2 separate regions of the Homo sapiens genome follow, and region 2 is linked to region 1. The links are chromatin loops, found by intact Hi-C in ENCODE. Cell type or tissue: IMR-90. All regions are shown on one strand. Each heading gives the region's core, and the rest is flanking DNA. Links, peaks and the distances in the headings are about the cores only. Region 1 overlaps ACSL3 (acyl-CoA synthetase long chain family member 3). Region 2 has its middle 64 kb from the start of ACSL3.

The links. Hi-C counts contacts between places; a loop is a spot of excess contacts. Peaks named below come from ENCODE experiments on the same cell type or tissue, not always from the same donor. Only the 100,000 strongest peaks of a DNase experiment are listed, where the experiment ranks them.
Region 2: a loop joins it to region 1, with 7 times the contacts of the local background. A loop is called at or near these places in 5 of 110 quality-filtered maps.

The regions. Positions count from the first base shown.
Region 1 is chr2:222,934,242-222,942,670 of GRCh38, reverse strand. It overlaps ACSL3 (acyl-CoA synthetase long chain family member 3), which reads right to left. Exons shown (of 17, transcript NM_004457.5): 16 at 7,984-8,141; 17 at 1-1,174. The coding sequence ends at 1,017. Among named protein-coding and RNA genes, the nearest start is that of ACSL3-AS1, 19 kb to the right of the region's middle. In IMR-90, for the core only: a CTCF peak has its summit at 3,261 (motif pointing right); DNase peaks (open chromatin) are centred at 840 and 3,270.
Region 2 is chr2:222,792,378-222,800,913 of GRCh38, reverse strand. No RefSeq gene overlaps it. Among named protein-coding and RNA genes, the nearest start is that of ACSL3, 64 kb to the left of the region's middle. RefSeq lists enhancers at 4,506-5,428, 5,429-6,351. In IMR-90, for the core only: a CTCF peak has its summit at 3,430 (motif pointing left); no DNase peak of the experiment used is centred there; H3K27ac peaks cover 229 bases.

The DNA of each region.
Region 1 (8,429 bases), core at 1-8,000:
GCAAACTAGGAAAAACACTAATTTTAAAATGAAATAATGATTATCTAGACTAAAAGGAGACTTTGAGATAGAATAATTTTCCATGACTAATTTGTTTACAAATATAGATAACTCAATGTACATATAGTCAACGAAATATTCAAAGAATAACTTTATATACTCTTGTTCTTTAAATTCTATCCTCTCTTTCAGAATTCTTCCATTTAAGTTTGGGTATTTTCCTAGTTTCAACAGATGAACAGAAGACTTCATTGAACATTTTGACAGTAAGCTACTAGAGACCAATTATCAACTGGTGCTACACATGCTGTGTTATCTCCCTTACTATTAAACTATAACCCTCTCTTGCTATTTTGTTTCATGCATCACCAACCAAACTTCATTTTTTCTAATAAAAAATAAATATATAAAGAAGACACTGACAGGCATATATTCACAAGATCTCAACTTCTTAAAACATAAGTATGGGTATATTTATTTCTCTCAAATGCATACAAGACAATAATTACACAGCAACAAATCTTTTGTTCAACAATGATTTGATTCATAAGCATTTGAAATTTACATAATTTCATATCAATACCCTTGTATTTTTAAATACAGTAAGTAAAAAAGCCCCCAAATAACCAATTCTTATATTTCCTATTTATCCCTCTATACATCCAAACTTTTAAAAAGTTACAAACTGAACATTATACAGAACATATAAATCATGTTTAAAAACTTGAGGTTTTAAAATCACTGCTTCCCCAATATGATTCAGAAAAATTCTCATACTGACAAGTACAGTCATAGGTGGTAAAGTAAGTTGGTGGCGGGGAAAATGAAAGAAGAGACAGACACAAGTTTGCTGTCTTAATGTTTTACTAATCCTGTCAGTTAAAAATGGTGACGTCATGAGAAGTAATAGTTTAATATGAGGAATGGAGTTTGCCTTGCAGCTTGAGACATGCATTTCAAGTATTTTCCTATTTGATCTGAGCTCACTGTAGCAAACTGATGCCAGAAGAGAATAATTATTTTCTTCCATACATTCGCTCAATGTCCGCCTGGTAATGTGTTTTAAGCTCTTTGCGTTTCAGCTTGAAGGCATCTGTCACCAGACCAGTTTCAGGGGTCCACGGTTCAGGACTCAAACGAATTTTTACTGGAATTTCAAACTTTTCCAGACTTGCTAAGATGATTAAAAAAAAAGAAAAGAAGAAAAGGTATTTAAGTTCTTAGCAAATGGTGTAACTTCCCCACTTTTTGCGTATCCATCAAAATGCACAACCAACAAGTGAACCATGAATGTCACTTCTAAAGAATCTATTCCTCAAAATACAAACATAAGTAAAACAATAAACTATTTAACAAGTCCCCATCAAGAGGAAAATGAGTTAAATAAAATATGATATAGGAACAAAATAGAATATATATTCTGTCATTGAAAACGAGTTAGAGCCAGGCATGATGGCTCATGCCTGTAATCCCAGTAACTCTGAAAGCTCAGGCAGGAGGATCGCTTGAGGCCAGGAATTCAAGGCCAGCCTCGGTAACATAGCGAGACCTTGTCTCTAAAATAAGTAACTTAAAAATATTTTTTAATAGAAATAAAAAATATAAGCTGGGTATAGTGGCATACGCTTGTAGTACCAGTTACTCAGGAGGCTGAGGTGGGAGGATGACTTGAGCCCAGGAGATCTGAAGATGCAGTGAGCTATGATCGTGCTACTGCACTCCAGCCTGGGCAACAGAGCGAAACCCCATCTCATTTAAAAAAAAAAAAAATTACATTTAGACAGGTATCTAATAGGGTATCCAATATAGTCACGCATCTCTTAATGACAGGGATATGTTCTGAGAAATGCATCACACACTTGGCAGTTTTGCCATCATGGGAACATCATAGCATATCTTACACGAATGTCGATGGTATAGCCTACTATATATACATCTAGGCTGCATTATCTAGCCTACGGCTCCTAGGCTACACACCCGCACAGCACGTTATTGTACTGAATACCATAGGTAATTGTAACACAATAGTTAAGTATTTGTGTATTTAAGTGTATCTAAACATAGAAAAGGCAGTAAAAATACATTATAATCTTACGTGACCACTGTCATATATGCAGTCTGTGTCTGTCACTGACTGAAACTTCATTATATGCTGCATAAATGCCTATTGTTAGGTTAAAAAAAAAAAAAAAAAAGACAAGTTCCAGCACAGGCTGCATAAACTTATATGCACCTAGATGTGAGGAGAAGGATACATACCAAGCTATAAACTCCACACCTCTAGAGCCTGGTATCCAGGAGAAAGGAAATGGGGAAATTCACCTTTTCCTTTATGCCTATTTGTTTTCCTTGAATTTATTATGCAGAGCACATTTACTTCAGAAATTAAAAAATAATAAAGTTTAAGACAAATTATGTCATTGAACCAGGATATTCCCTACAAGCTATGTGGATACAGAATGCTTGCTCACTATTGTGTTACTAACATATTGCCTAATACTAAGGAGATTCATGATAGCAGCAAATGAAGGGAGAAAGGAAGGGAAGAAAGGAAAACATTTAAAGGAGATTAAGGGGCAGATGTAGTTTTGAAAAACCGTATGTCGTCAGTAGGACTGACTTATTTTTCTAAGCATTTGTTCAACAAATATTAAAAAACTATTACTACATGTAAAGTGCTTTACTAAACATTCTTTTAAAAATGCAAAAAAATGACAAGTTTCTGCTTTCAAGTAGCATGCAATCTAACAAAGGGAAATGGGTAAACAGCTAGCCATATGATACATGAAAGAAATGTGTTAAGGAGTGATGTCAGCAAGATGACAATATAGGAAAACGCAGTCCCTCCTTCCCCTACAGAAACATGGATTTAACAATGCTATATGGGCCTATTTATTGCCTGTGTAAGAAACCCAGAAACCACTTAAGAAGTTCCTACACTCCGGGACAGAAGGAAACCAACCGCATCAAAGGCTGGTAGAAAAATGCAAGGCATTCGCTTGCCAGAGACCCTCCCCTCAGCACAGTACAAAGTAATAGGGAAGAAATCCCTAAGAGGAGTGGAACACACATCCAATATTCTGACTTCTGGGGTGCAAGAAACTTGCTTCTGTCTTTCCTGAATCTAAATAACAGGAACAGGGCACCAGGTTGGGAGCTGTCAAGAACAAAGATTAACATGAACCAGAGGCTGCAGTATCACAGACACTAGGTAGAGCTCCAGTACCATGGCCAACTACAGCACCAGTGAGGCCACAATATCACAGACAGACACCAGAGGGAGCTCCTGAGTAGAAACCAGCAAACCTCTTCAATTAGATTGTACCCCACAAACTCAAAAAGGACACAGCCTCGGAAAAGGCTTAAGATGGCTGGCTCTAGAATCCGTAGTAGGGCTGACTGGACAAAGTCCTCTCAATACAAAAGCAGACTGTAAGACAGAGAAAGGTAGCTGATTTTTCAAATGCTGACATCCCAACAAAAATAAAGACATACAAAGAAATAGAAAAACACAGGCTATCAAAAGATCAAATTAAATCTCCAGAAATAAACCCCAGAAAGACATGGAAATAGATGAATTACCAAATTCAAAATAACCGTCATAAGAATGCTCAATGAATTACAAGAGAGTACAGACAGACACCTGAAAAAAAACAAGAAAACAACGCATGAACAAAATGAAAGTATAAATGAAAGAAATTTTTTTAAAATGAAGAACCAAATAGAAATTCTGGAACCAAATACAATAAATGGATTGAAAAATTCACTAGAGGATCGACAGCAACTTGACCAGGTAGAAAAAAGAATCTATGAACTCCAAGACAGGACTTCTGAAATTACTAAGAGAGGAAAAATGTAAAAATGAAGAGAACCTAAGGAATGAATGGGACACCATCAAGTGGAAAAATGCTCATTATAGGAGTTCAGAAAAAGAAGACAGAAAGGAGCAGAAAGCCTATTTGAAGAAATCATGGCCAAAACCTTCCTGTATCTGAGAAGAGAAATGGGAGTATAAATTCAAGCAGCTCAAAACACTCCACTAGGAAGAGAACTACACCAAAACACACTCGTAATCAAGCTGTCAAAAGTCACAAAAAATCTTGAAAGCAGCAAGAGAAAAATGACTCATCACATACAAAGAAGCTCTCATTGAACTATCATTTATCAGCAGAAAACTGGCAGGTTAGAAAATAGTAGTATTCAAAATACTGAAAGAAAAAAAATTGTCAACCAAGAATACTGTAACCTAAACCTGTCCTTCGAAAATAAGGGAAAAATTAAGACTCCTTGATAAACAACAGTAGAGGGGGTTTATCACCACTAGACCAGTCCTACAAAAAATAATGATAGGAGTACTTCAAGTTAAAGCAAAATGAAAACAAACAGTAACACAAAACCATAAGAAACTACAATACTCCTTGGTAAAGGTAAATACATAGGCAAATACAGAATTCTGAAAGTAATTTGATATAGGTGTATAAGTCACATTTAAATCTGTATAGAATTTAAAAAACAAAGACATAAAAAGTAATTATGAATCTATATTAATGACTACACAATAAAAAGGTCTTTTTTGAGGGAGGAGCAGAGTTACAAAGGAGTCAAGTTTTTATATGAGACGGAAGATTAAGCTGCTATCAAACTAAAATATACTGTTAATAATTTTAAGATGTTTTATGTAACTGTATTGACAACCACAAAGAAAATGTCTATAGAACATACACAAAGATAAAAGACAAGGGAATCAAAGAATGTAATTATACACACAAAAAATCAACAAAACAAAAGAAGGCAGCAAGAGAGGAAAAGCTACAAGATATACAGAAAATAGTTAACAAAATGGAAATAGGTATGAAAAGTCTTTCATATCAATAATGACCTGAAATGTAAATTAAATGCCCAATTAAAAGATACAGATTGACCAACTGAATATAAAACAAGACTCAAGTATATGCCATCCACAAGAAACATACATTAGATCCAAGGGCATGCGTAACCTAAAGTGAAGGATGGAAATAGATATTCCATGAAAATAAGAACCTAAAGGGGATGGCCATACTTAAATAAAACAGACTTTAAGACAAAAATTGTCACAATAGACAAAGAAGGACATTAATTACAATATAATGATAAAAGAGTCAATTCTCCAGGATGATATAACAATTACAAATATACGCGTAACTTGAGTGTTTCTAAATATATGAAGCAAACACTGACATAACTAGGGGAAGAAATAGAAAGCAATACAATAATAGTAGGAGACTTCAATACTCCACTTTCATTTATGAATAGAACAATCAGAAGATCAAAAAGAAAAGTTATATGTAGGAAACTCTAAAGACACACACACAACCTTCATAACTAATAAAGATTCCAGCAAAGTTGCAGGATAAAAAAAATCAACACGAAAAATCAATTGCATGTCTATACACTAACAATAACTGTTCTGAAAAAGAAATTAAGAAAACAATACCATTTAATGTAGCATCAAAAAGGAGGAAATACTTAGGAATAAACCTAACCAAGGAGGTGAAAGACTTGTACCCTGAAAACTACAAAATGTTACTAAAAGAAATTTTAAAAGACACAAATAAATGCAATGTCCTGATAAGGTTTAGTTCTGGGTCCCCACCCAAATCTCATCTCAAATTATATTCCCCATAATCCCGACATGTCAAGGGGGGAACCTGGTGGGAGGTGACTGGATCATGGGTGCGGTTTCTCCATGTTGTTCTCGTGATGGTGAGTGAGACCTCACAAGATCTGATGGTTTTAGGGGCTCTTCCCCCTTCGCTTTCTCTCTCTCTCTCTTCATTTGCTCTCTCGCCTGCCGCCATGTAAGATGTCCCTTTGCTTCCCTCTCTCCCCTTCTGCCACAAATGTACAGTAAGTTTTCTGAGGCCTCCCCGAGCCATGCAGAACTGTGAGTCAATTAAACCTCTTTCCTTTATAAATTACCCAGTCTCAGGTATGTCTTTATAGCAGTGTGAGAACAGACTAATACATGTTCAGAATTTGTAAGAAACTTGTACAACTTAACTACGGGGGTGGGGTGGGGGGGGAGGGTGCAGAATTCTGATTTTAAAATGGGCAAAGGACTTGAATCGACAATTTTCTGCAGAAGATATGTAAATGGCCAACAAGTATATATAAGATGCCCAACATAACTAATAAAAAGAGAAATGCAAATCAAAACCACAATGAGATATCACTTCACATCTGTTAGAATGGATATTAGAAAAAAATATACAAATGTTGGTGAGGATGTGGAGAAATGGAAACCCTTAATACCGTTGGTGGGAATGTAAATCAATAGTCATTAAGGAACACAGTATGGAGTTTCCTGAAAAAATTAAATATAGTATTAATAATTGCCATAGGATCTAACAATCTCATTTCTGGGTATATATCCAAAATAATTCAAAGCAGAATCTCAAAGCCATATTTGCACATCTATGTTCATCACAGCATTATTCACAATACCCAAAAGGTAGAAACAACCCAAATGTCCAAACACAGATGAATGGATAAAGAAAATGTGCAATATACATACAATGGAGTATTACGCAACCTAAAAAAGAAAAATCCTATCACATGGTACAATATGAATAAACCCTGAAGATACACTAAATAAGACAGTCACAAAAGAATAAATACCGTATGATTCCACATGTATGAAGTACCTCAAGTAATCAAAATTTTAGAAACATAAAGTAAAAAGGTGGAGGGAAGGGGGAGAGAGGGAAGGGGAATTAGTGTAATGGGTATAGTGTCTCCGTTTTGCAAGATGAAATAGTTATAAAGATCAGTTGTGCAATAATGTAAATACACTTAACATTACTGAATTGTACACTTAAAATGTTAAGATAGTAAATTGAACGTTATGAGATTTTTACTACAATAAAAGAAAGAAATATGCAAAATTAAAGACATAAAGTGCCTTGGGAGTAAAAAAAGATGTATTAACTCTAACCTGTAAAAGTAAACATAGAAATAATACACAAGGTTTCAGTCTTCAAAGATTAAAAATATTTCAGGAGTGGTTTCCAAAGGAATATACACTATGAGCAAAACCAATAAGGCATGTACCACAGGGCTGACTTAAAAGACTGTGTGGAATCTGACATTACTGAAATGTGAAGAGACTAAAAAGTAAATGCTGGAGCCTGGCATGGTGACACATGCTTGTAGTCCCAGGTACTCAGGAAGCTAAGTTGGGAGGATCGCTGCAGCCTAGGAGTTCAAGACTGGCCTGGCCAACATAGTGAGGCCTCATCTCAACAACAAAACAAAACAACAAAAAAATTTTTTTTAATTAGCTAGGCATAGTGGCATGCACTGGTAGTCCCGGCTACTTGGGAGGCTGAAGGGAAGAATCGCTTGAGCCTGGGAGTTCAAGGCTGCAGTAAGCTATGACTGCCACTGCATTCTGGTTCGGGCAACAGAAGAGACCCTGTCTCTTAAAAAAATAAATAAAATAAAAAATAATTCACGCTTGTTTTATGCTTGACACAACAACTCAAAAGACACAGATGTTTTTATTAGACCAACAATATTAAACTAGTCTTGGGCACTCCTCACCCCACCAAAAATGGTTATGAAACTATTAGTACAACCAACTACCAGTACTCTAACATTGTATAAAGTTTCAAAAGGAGTTTTGGCCTGATCACTATGGGCTAGTGTGGCCAGAAAACTGAGCAAGGCCTTGAAGAACAGCTGACATAAGAGAAAGGGTAACCCAGAAAGCAAAGGTTGCAGAGACAAGAACATTCAAGATACATGTACATCAGTTTGGTGGGAGTGGTTAATTTGTGTAGCAAGGCTTGAATGGGGGACTGATAAGTTTACTCTTCCATATACTAACGGTAGAAATGGTTTCTGAGCAGAAAGTAATGAACCCTAAACCTTAAAACAGGTTGAATGCATGTAAGTACTCTCTTCCCATCTCAGTTTTTAGTATCAGTTTAACCGAATACTCACCTGAAATAGCAGCTTCGGAAAGCACTTTAAGTACCTCATTTTCCATTTCACAACTGTTACACAGCTCCTCCCAAGTCCCTTTAAGTCCTTTCTTTCGAGCTAGTTCAGTTAGTTCCTTTTGATTTGGCACAACAAATCCAATGACATAAGAATGATAACTGAAATATAGAAAGGATAACAGATAAGGAACAAAATGGTGAACTGTGTTGACTGCAGTTATTATTACAGTGACAAGTAGTAAATAACTCCTCATTTTTTTTAAAATGCATGTGCCATACTTGGCACTGGCATATCCATTTCATGCAACCGCCAGTTTTACTGTTTGATTCATAATATTTTCCAATGCTTTGGCAGAGTTCGTTGCTAAATAAACTTCAATCTGACATTTCATGATGAATTTCAACTATGAAAAACTGTTATGAATACTGCCATGTACACATTTTAAA
Region 2 (8,536 bases), core at 105-8,104, 140 kb after region 1:
AGGTTTTATGCAAAGATAATTTTTAAATACCAGTAACCCCAATTTTGTCATCTCAATTAATGTGCTTATTCTATATTAACCATCTAGGGTTCTAGAAAAAATAGATTTTTAAAAAGAAATAACTTTTTATGGCTTAAGTGAAAAATGTTTAAAATTAATTTTGGAGTGGCTGTGATTTTTTAAAATGCAGCAAGAATGTATGTCTAATTATGTATGTTTGATTCAACCTACAATAATGCCATGTTTTCCTTGACATAGAGTAAGAATTTCTGTTTGTATTTTATGCATCTAATGGAATCCACTCTGAATTCCTTCTTTCAGGAATCCACTCCATTAGGTGCATAAAATATAAACAGAAACTCTTACTCTATGTCATGCTCCATTCAGTCATTCATTCAGTCAGCCTCTGTTGAGTTTCTACTCAACACTTGGCCCTGGGGACGTAGTAGTGAGCAAAATTCTTCCAGTGTTCCCTGCCCTCTGAATTGTGGATTCTTTGATCCGACTCCTTGTTCTGAAACCGGTAGAGACAAGGACCTGGAATCTCCTTCCTCCATGTGCCCAGGCGCCCAGTGGGGGATAGGGAGACCAGTGAGGGAATCCCTGCTTGGGCTTCCAGGGGCCAAGTGCTGCTTGTGGAAGAAGCTCTGCATTGGGGAGAGGGGGGTCCTCAGTACTTTGGAACTGACTAGCCACTTAATTCCCATTCATTTGAGTGCACGTAGGAAGCCCAAGGAGCAGTTTTGAAGGGGACAGGTATCAAAACCCTACACTGACATCCACGTGACCATCTTCTCTCTTTCTCTCTCTCTCTCTGAGACAGAGTCTTGCTCTGTTGCTCAGGCTGGAGTGCAGTGGCATGATCACAACTCACTGCAGCCTCAATCTCCTGGGCTCAAGAGGTCCCACCTCAGCCTCCCAAGTAGCTGGGACTACAGGTGCACACCATCACGACTGACTAATTTTTGTATTTTTTTGTAGAGATAGGGTTGTGCCATGTTGCCCAGACTGTACTAATGTCTTTAATGGTGTTTAACATCACTCCTGCTAAATCGATGGCTTTAAGACTGTTTCTTATAGTCCCTTGTCTTCCCCTGAAGAGTTTATGTAGCACACATCTTCCACAGAGCAAGGATACAATGAACGTTTGTCTGTATGTCTTGCCTTCTTTCAGGAAGAGAACAGTCACGCCTCATGATCAGCTGAGTGTGTGAGTTAAGCAGCAGAATCATGAAGACATTCCTGTCCTGCTGGAGTTGACTGCCTGTGTGTAGAGTTGCACTTTACCCCTCTACTCCTTTTCCATCACCTCCCCTTCCTATCCACAACTCTCACCATGAAAACAGTGCAGAGGCGAATTTCCAGACTGGACGCTTCCAAGCCAGCTTACCTGTACCCTTAACAGATGTGCCAGTTGGGAAACTATTTCGTGTTTCTCCTTAAACAAACTCCTTAATCCTTCCTTAAGCAATGAAAACAACTGATTTCTCTTAGTCAACACAATAAAAACCTTCAGAAAGTAATTACAAAATTGCTTGCAGGTAACAACCTATAAGACCTATAAGAAATGTCCTCTTTGTGTTAAGAACGCAATCTCTTTGGTATAGTGATATGATCTCCAAAATTACATTTGCAACATCAGGCAATGAAACAAAGGAACATCTTAATAAATTAATCCTAAAATAACTTCGTTATAGCAGAATGTTATCTGAATTTGGAAATGGGAAATCCTGAAGTATATGGCAGAAAAGAATTTGTCTATGAACAGCAATTTGCCAACAAGATCAGGAGGGAACTAAACTCAAAGATATGTTGTCAATGTGCACAGTGTCCATGCCTAGAACTTGGTAAAATTGCTCCCTTTAAGGTACTGGCTACAATTGAATGTGAACCTAGAATGAATGTCAGTAGGTTTCGTTAGGCCATGGGGCCCATCCTGCCTGACACCCAAATCTCACCTCACGCTGAGGTTCCTGGGATTGGGATTGAGTCCAGAAACAATTGTGCATCTCTAAGAGATTCCCACTGTACAACCAAGTGGCTTCCTGCTGAAGTATTCTCCAATCAAGTGGTGGGTCAGTTCTGAAAGGAGCTGACCTGTCATGTTAAGGGGAATGCTGGTTCAAAGAGCTACACCTGGGCTGCACCTCCACCTTCAGAGCTGCAGACACCTGGGCCACACCTACACCTTTACAGCCTCATACTTATCTCAAGGCTCCCCATAACCCAGGAAAAGTAAGCAGAGGTAGCTAAAAGACTGGATCACCTGTCAACACAGTTGGGTCATCTCTCAGTGCATCAACTAAAGGGTATTTTCTGGGCAGTATATAAACTTGGATTTTAGAATACCAATCCACTGCATTCTTTAAATATTGTCTAGAAAATTGGAAAAATAAGACTGGGTGCGGTGGCTCATGCCTATAATCCCAGCACTTTGGGAGGCCGAGGAGGGTGGATCACTTAAGATCAGGAGTTTCAGATTAGCTTGGCCAATATGGTGAAACCTTGTCTCTACCAAAAATACAAAAATTAGCTGGGTGTGGTGGCACATGCCTGTTGTCCCAGCTACTTGGGAGGATGAGGCAGAAGAATCCCTTGAACCTGGAAGGCAGAGGTTACAGTGAGCCAAGATTACGCCACTGCACTCCAGCCTGGGTGACAGACCAAGACTCTGTCTCAAAAAAAGAAAAAGAAAATTAGAATAATAAAAAAGAAAAGGAGGAATTATTTTTCTGAGTGCCACTCAGAAATAGGAAGTTGATTGTGTTTTAGTCACTGGAGTTAAAATAAGTCATTAATCATCCTCTTCCCCTGTCTTTTAAGAATCATCATTACGGTCATGTGTCACCTAATGAGGATACATTCTGAGAAATGTGTCATTAGGCAATTTCGTTGTTATTTGAATGTCATAGATGTACTCATACAAACCTAGATAGTATAGCCTACTACACACTTAGGCTGTATAGTACAGCCTGTTGTTCTATAAATCCTATATAACATGTGACTGGACTGAATACCATGGGCGATTAAAACACAATGGTAAGCATTTGTGTATCTAAACATAGAAAAGGTACAGTAAAAATACAATATAAAATTTTTTTAAATGGAACATCTATTTAGGGCAGCTCCATTATAATCTTACGGGACCACATTGTATATAGATGCAGTTCATCTTTGAGCAAAACATCATGATTTGACACATGATTTACTTTAAAGCAAGTAAATGACTGATATAGTAATAGGCAGAAAGTTGGTCATTGAATGGCTAGAGCTTTTCCTAAAAAAAAAAAAAAAAAAAAATACAAGGCCAAGAACTGGCTTTTAAATTTTTCAAATACTTTCTTTCAGAAACAATAATAGGGCAATTCTTTGCCAAAGGCAGACGGCATCAAGTTCAAAAGGAATAAAGACTTAATGGCTATGCCCCCTAGAGTCAAAGAAGATAAGCTGCAGGAAAGATTATTTTGGGGGAGGAGGAAGTTTAGGGGAAAGATAGTGACCCTTTTACATTTATTATGGTAGCATTATCTTCAGCAAATAAATGTCATCTGCATTTATTTGCTGAGGGTTCAGAGACCCTGGCAGCAGTCACAGAAATCCGTTCTAACAAGATTAAACATTCTCAAAAATAATTTCTCAAGTGTGGAACCTAGGCGGTCTTCCCCTTAACATTAGGTATAGGTTCTGCTTGTCGGGCTCCTGTTTTTCATCTTTTACTGTAGGAAAAAAATTCCAAAATTTCTTTGACACATGAAGAGCAGATTTGAAAAGCTGCAGTTCATCTGAAGTGTTTTAGGTACAGCAGAGGAGGCACCCTGGGGCCTGATTATTGGGTATTGTGGGAGCAGCTCATCGTCTCTCTGGCTCAGCAGGCTCACACCACTGCCTGTCAGTGCCCAGGATGACAACTCACTGCAAAGAGCCAAGGGCCCCCTCCTGGGAACAGTCAGCTCCCGGAGGCTTGGGTCTGTTTCTTCTGCAGCTGGACATTCACATCCAGTACAGTGTTTACAACAGAGATAGCACTCAATAAATATTTGTTGAGTGATGAACAAATGTATGCATGTCAGCTCTTGGGCAGCAGCCTGGAATCACTTCTGAGGTTTTTGGTTCAGGATCTATACTGACTTTTCCAGGATGTCCTTTGATCGCTGGGTGTTGACTTCTGCAGTGCAAATGTGGTAAATGAGTCCTTCCTCAGAGCAATTCTCAGGCATGAGGAGGTACAGCAGGCCGCTGTGAGGAAGTTTTAGCTGTGAACATCATGCCTTTCTGTTCCTGGGACTGGCCACAGTTCCAAGAAACATCTTAGGCAGTTTTCCAACATGGCGAGGTTGATGTCTTCACTGTCATTTCATTTATGGTGCAAAAGAAAAGTAGCCAGGACATCACCCTGAGACTGAGACCTTTGGAGCCACAGAGGGATATTTTCTGGAGACAGGAAGGCTCTCTAGAGTCATTGTCAAAAGGCAGTTTGTTATTATAAGTTCTTGTCAAAGATTGCCTAGAATTTGTACGTTATACATAACCCAGAAAAGAAAACACAACATCCAGTTTGTATCAAACAAAGGGCAGCTAAAAACTGGCTTTTCATTTGTCAGAGTGCTAAGTATCCTGTGGATTTATCCTCAGAACAAAGTTCTGCTTATACTGCAAATATTTATTCTAGTAACAATGAGTACAGCAGGATATAGGGCCGTAGAATAGTTTGCACAGTGGAACTTTATTTGAAGAAGTGGGGCATGTCCAGGTAAAGTTTGCATATGATAGCAGATTTTCCAATCACGTATTTCCCTTTCCCTCTGGACAAGGTGACATTTGGGGGGAAGTGTGGTAAAATTTGGGACAGGCAAGGTTGCCTTTTAATCTTTAATGAAGGTGCCTTGAAAATGGCCTAATTCTGGTTGCTTGTAGGTATCACTGACTGACAGGTTTACAGAATGTCCCACAGATATACTATGCCCCTGACAGCCCAGGAGACAGGGATGTTCCTAAGCCCCAAATATCAAGAGTGAAGGCTGCTCTTTGGATACGTGCTAATGCAATCCTAAAACAGGGGGAAAAGAAAAAGGAAAAGAAGAAAAGGGGGAATGTGGAAGCAAGAAAAAATAAAATTAGCTGGGCGTGGTGGCGTGTGCCTGTAATCCCAGCTACTTGGGAGACTGAGGCAGGAGAATCTCTTGAACCTGGGAGGCAGAGGTTGCAGTGAGATGAGATTGCACCACTGCACTCCAGCCTGGGTGAAAAAGTGAGACTCTGTCTCAAAAAACAAAAACAGACAAAAATAAAAAACATAAGAAAGAGAAAGAATGAGGAGCACTTAGAAAAGGAAGCGGAGTTCATTAGTTCATTGGGGAGGGGAATAAAGGCTTATGGAGGAAAGTGTCAGCAGCTGAGGTCCAAATAGCACAAAAAAAGAATTTGGCAGGGAAAGGGGGCACTCAGACAGCATTGTGTTTGGTGTTTGGGTACTTTGTAATGGAAAAGCAGGCTGTAGCCTGAGGCCCAAGATCAGGTCAGGCTAGGGAACAAAGGCAGCATGTAATGGGTATGGTGAGTCAGCATGAACCCAAATCTAGATTGACAGTAGAGGTCAAATTCAGGGAAGAAGGCAAATGACCCCAAAGACCCAGATATGTCTTCTGGAAAAAGACAGCTTGGTCCAATGCAAAGACCCAGATGCAGAAACATTGCAATAGTGTCAAACGTGAGCCAGCATGGACAGCAAAGACGATCCCCTGCTACCGCAGTCTGAGTCTGTTCAGAGAGGAGACAGTGGCCAAACTGACTTGATCCCAAACCAGCCTCTGTCGTGGCAGGCACAGTCATTGAGTTGTGAATATGATGGAAAACACTCAAAGACTCACCAAAGTAGAGAAATATGGGGATCTCCAGCAGATAACTCCTGGCAAGGTAGAAGAGAGGCAAAATAATGTTGAGTAAGACAGACGTGTCCCTGCTCCACCATATGCCAGCTGCGTGGGCTTGTCCAGTTCCCTTCTCCTCTCCAATCCTCTCCTTCTTTACCTGAAAAACGTGATCATTTGGGGGCTCATCTTTGGCCAGCATGCACTGGAACAACAGCCACCGTGCTTGTTTATAGCTGGTGTTCAATCTGACTAGTCAGTGCTCAAACATACCACTTGTTAAATGTTTCTAGTTTCAATCACTCTGGTGATAATAATGTCCACTTCGTGGAGTTCATTTGAGGACTCTAAGTAATATGCATAAAGCATGCTGCACATTGCCTGACACTTAGATAGTAGCCGTTATTATTTTATTAAAATAGTTATCAATGTTGCTAACTGTTGTGAACTAAATTGTGTCCTTCCCCCACCCCCTGTCAAATTCATATGTTGAAGCCCTAATCCCTGATTTGACTATACAGGTGCTCCTAATTTTTAGATGTGGTTACGCTCTAATAAAACCATTGTAAGTTGAAAATGTAAGTCAAAAGTGCATTTAATACACCTAATCTACTGTACGTCATAGCTTAGCCTAACCAATCTTAAACCTGCTCAGGATACTTTCATTATCCTACTGTTGGGTGAATCATCTAACACAAAGCCTATTTTATAATAGTGTCGAATATCTCATGCAATGTATTAAATACTGTCCTGAAGGTGAAAAACAGAATGGGTGTATGGGCACTCGAAGTATGGTCTCTATTGAATTTGGATCTTTCCCACCACATGAGGTTAAAAAATCATAAGTCAAACCATTGTAAGTTGGAGACCTTCTGTATCTGGAGATAGGGTCTTAAGGAGGTAATTAAGGTTAAATGAGGTCACAAGAGTCAGGCTCTGATCTGATAGAATTAGTGTCCTTATAAAAAGAGACCCCAGCTGGGCATGGTGGCTCATGCCTGTAATCTCAGCACTTTGGGAGGCCAAGGCTGGCGGATCACGAGGTCAGGAGATCAAGACCATCCTGACTAACATGGTGAAACCCCGTCTGTAATAAAAATACAAAAAATTAGCCAGGCGTGGTGGCGGGCGCCTGTAGTCCCAGCTACTCGGGAGGCTGAGGCAGGAAAATGGTGTGAACCTGGGAGGCGGAGCTTGCAGTGAGCCAAGATCGTGCCACTGCACTCCAGCCTGGGCAACAGAGTGAGACTCCGTCTCAAAAAAAAAACAAGAAGAGACCCCAGAGAGCTCTATCTCTATCCTCTCATGCACACAGGAAATGCCAGGTCCACGTGAGGACAGGATGAGAAGGCGGTGGTCTGCAAGCCAGGAGGAAAGGCCTCACCAGAAACCGGCCCTGCTGGCACGTTGATCTCGAACTTCTGGCCTCCAGACCTGTGAGAAAATAAATCTGTTGTTTAAGACATCCAGTCTATGGTATTTTCTCATAGCAGCCCAAGCTGACTAAAACACTGATTGATTTACATTTGTAGACAAAAGACCTTGTAGGTGCTGCTGGCAAAATAATAGACTTTTTTGTGCCCCACAATTTAGACTTGGAAATACTCTGAATAAGATTTTATTTTATTCTGCCTCACTTAAGCAGAGATGGAGTGTGTCTTCTGACCTATGGATAAAAGGCAGGACAATCACATAAAGAATTCTGCAGGGGTCAGAATATCTAGGAGGGAGCCTCGTGACCTTACATAATCCACATCATGACCTCACCTTTCTCCTTGGGAACAACAGGATGGTCTGTCACCAGGTGGCAAATCTTGTTTTGTTTCTGTGGAGCTCAAAATAACATGTCGGAATATACTTATGTACATTAGGTTGGTGCAAAAGTAATTGTGGTTTTTGCAATTACTTTTAATGGCAAAAACCGCAATTACTTTTGCACAACCCAATAACATATCTCTGGAAGTAAACACAAGAAACTGGTAATAAACTGTCTTCAGAGGGAGAATTGAGGATAAACATGGCATTTTTTTTTTACAATGTTTCTGCACTTTATGCTTTAAGGGAAATATTTCTTCATTTAAAAAAAAAACTGGTTTACAGTATTTCTTTTTATACCTCTTGAATTTTGATTGACCATGCTCAGACATAACATTTTAGTGAAGAAGGAGGAGGAGGAGGGTAGAGCATCTTTATTTTGGAAATAAAGAGAAAATGATGGCTTCCAGAAAGTGACATAGCAATTTTTATCACGGGTTTGCGTTTTGGGATTCTTAACCACTAACAGGGAATCTTGTTTTTGGAAGAGCAATAGATTTAAAAGGAAGAGAATAACAGTTACTTCTCTGCACCATGGATGACCTGCTGTCCTGCCCAGACCCCACAAAGCTCCACTGTCCTCCTAATCCTTCAAACATCCTCACGCCATCTTCATTGACTTGACGTGTTCTGTCGAAATACTCATTTCTTTTTTGCATTTGCATGTCTCTGGGGAGACTTGTGCTGAATCCACACATTCTCTGCTCTAAGACAGACAGATCTGGACTGGAAAGGCGAGGAGAGACTGTGACTAGCCGGAAGAATCTTCCGGTCAAAGCCAAGGTCCAGCTTTCCAGCTATTGATTGGTGTGCTGTGAGAGGCCAGTGGGTTAGTCTGCGGGGAAGGAGCAAGA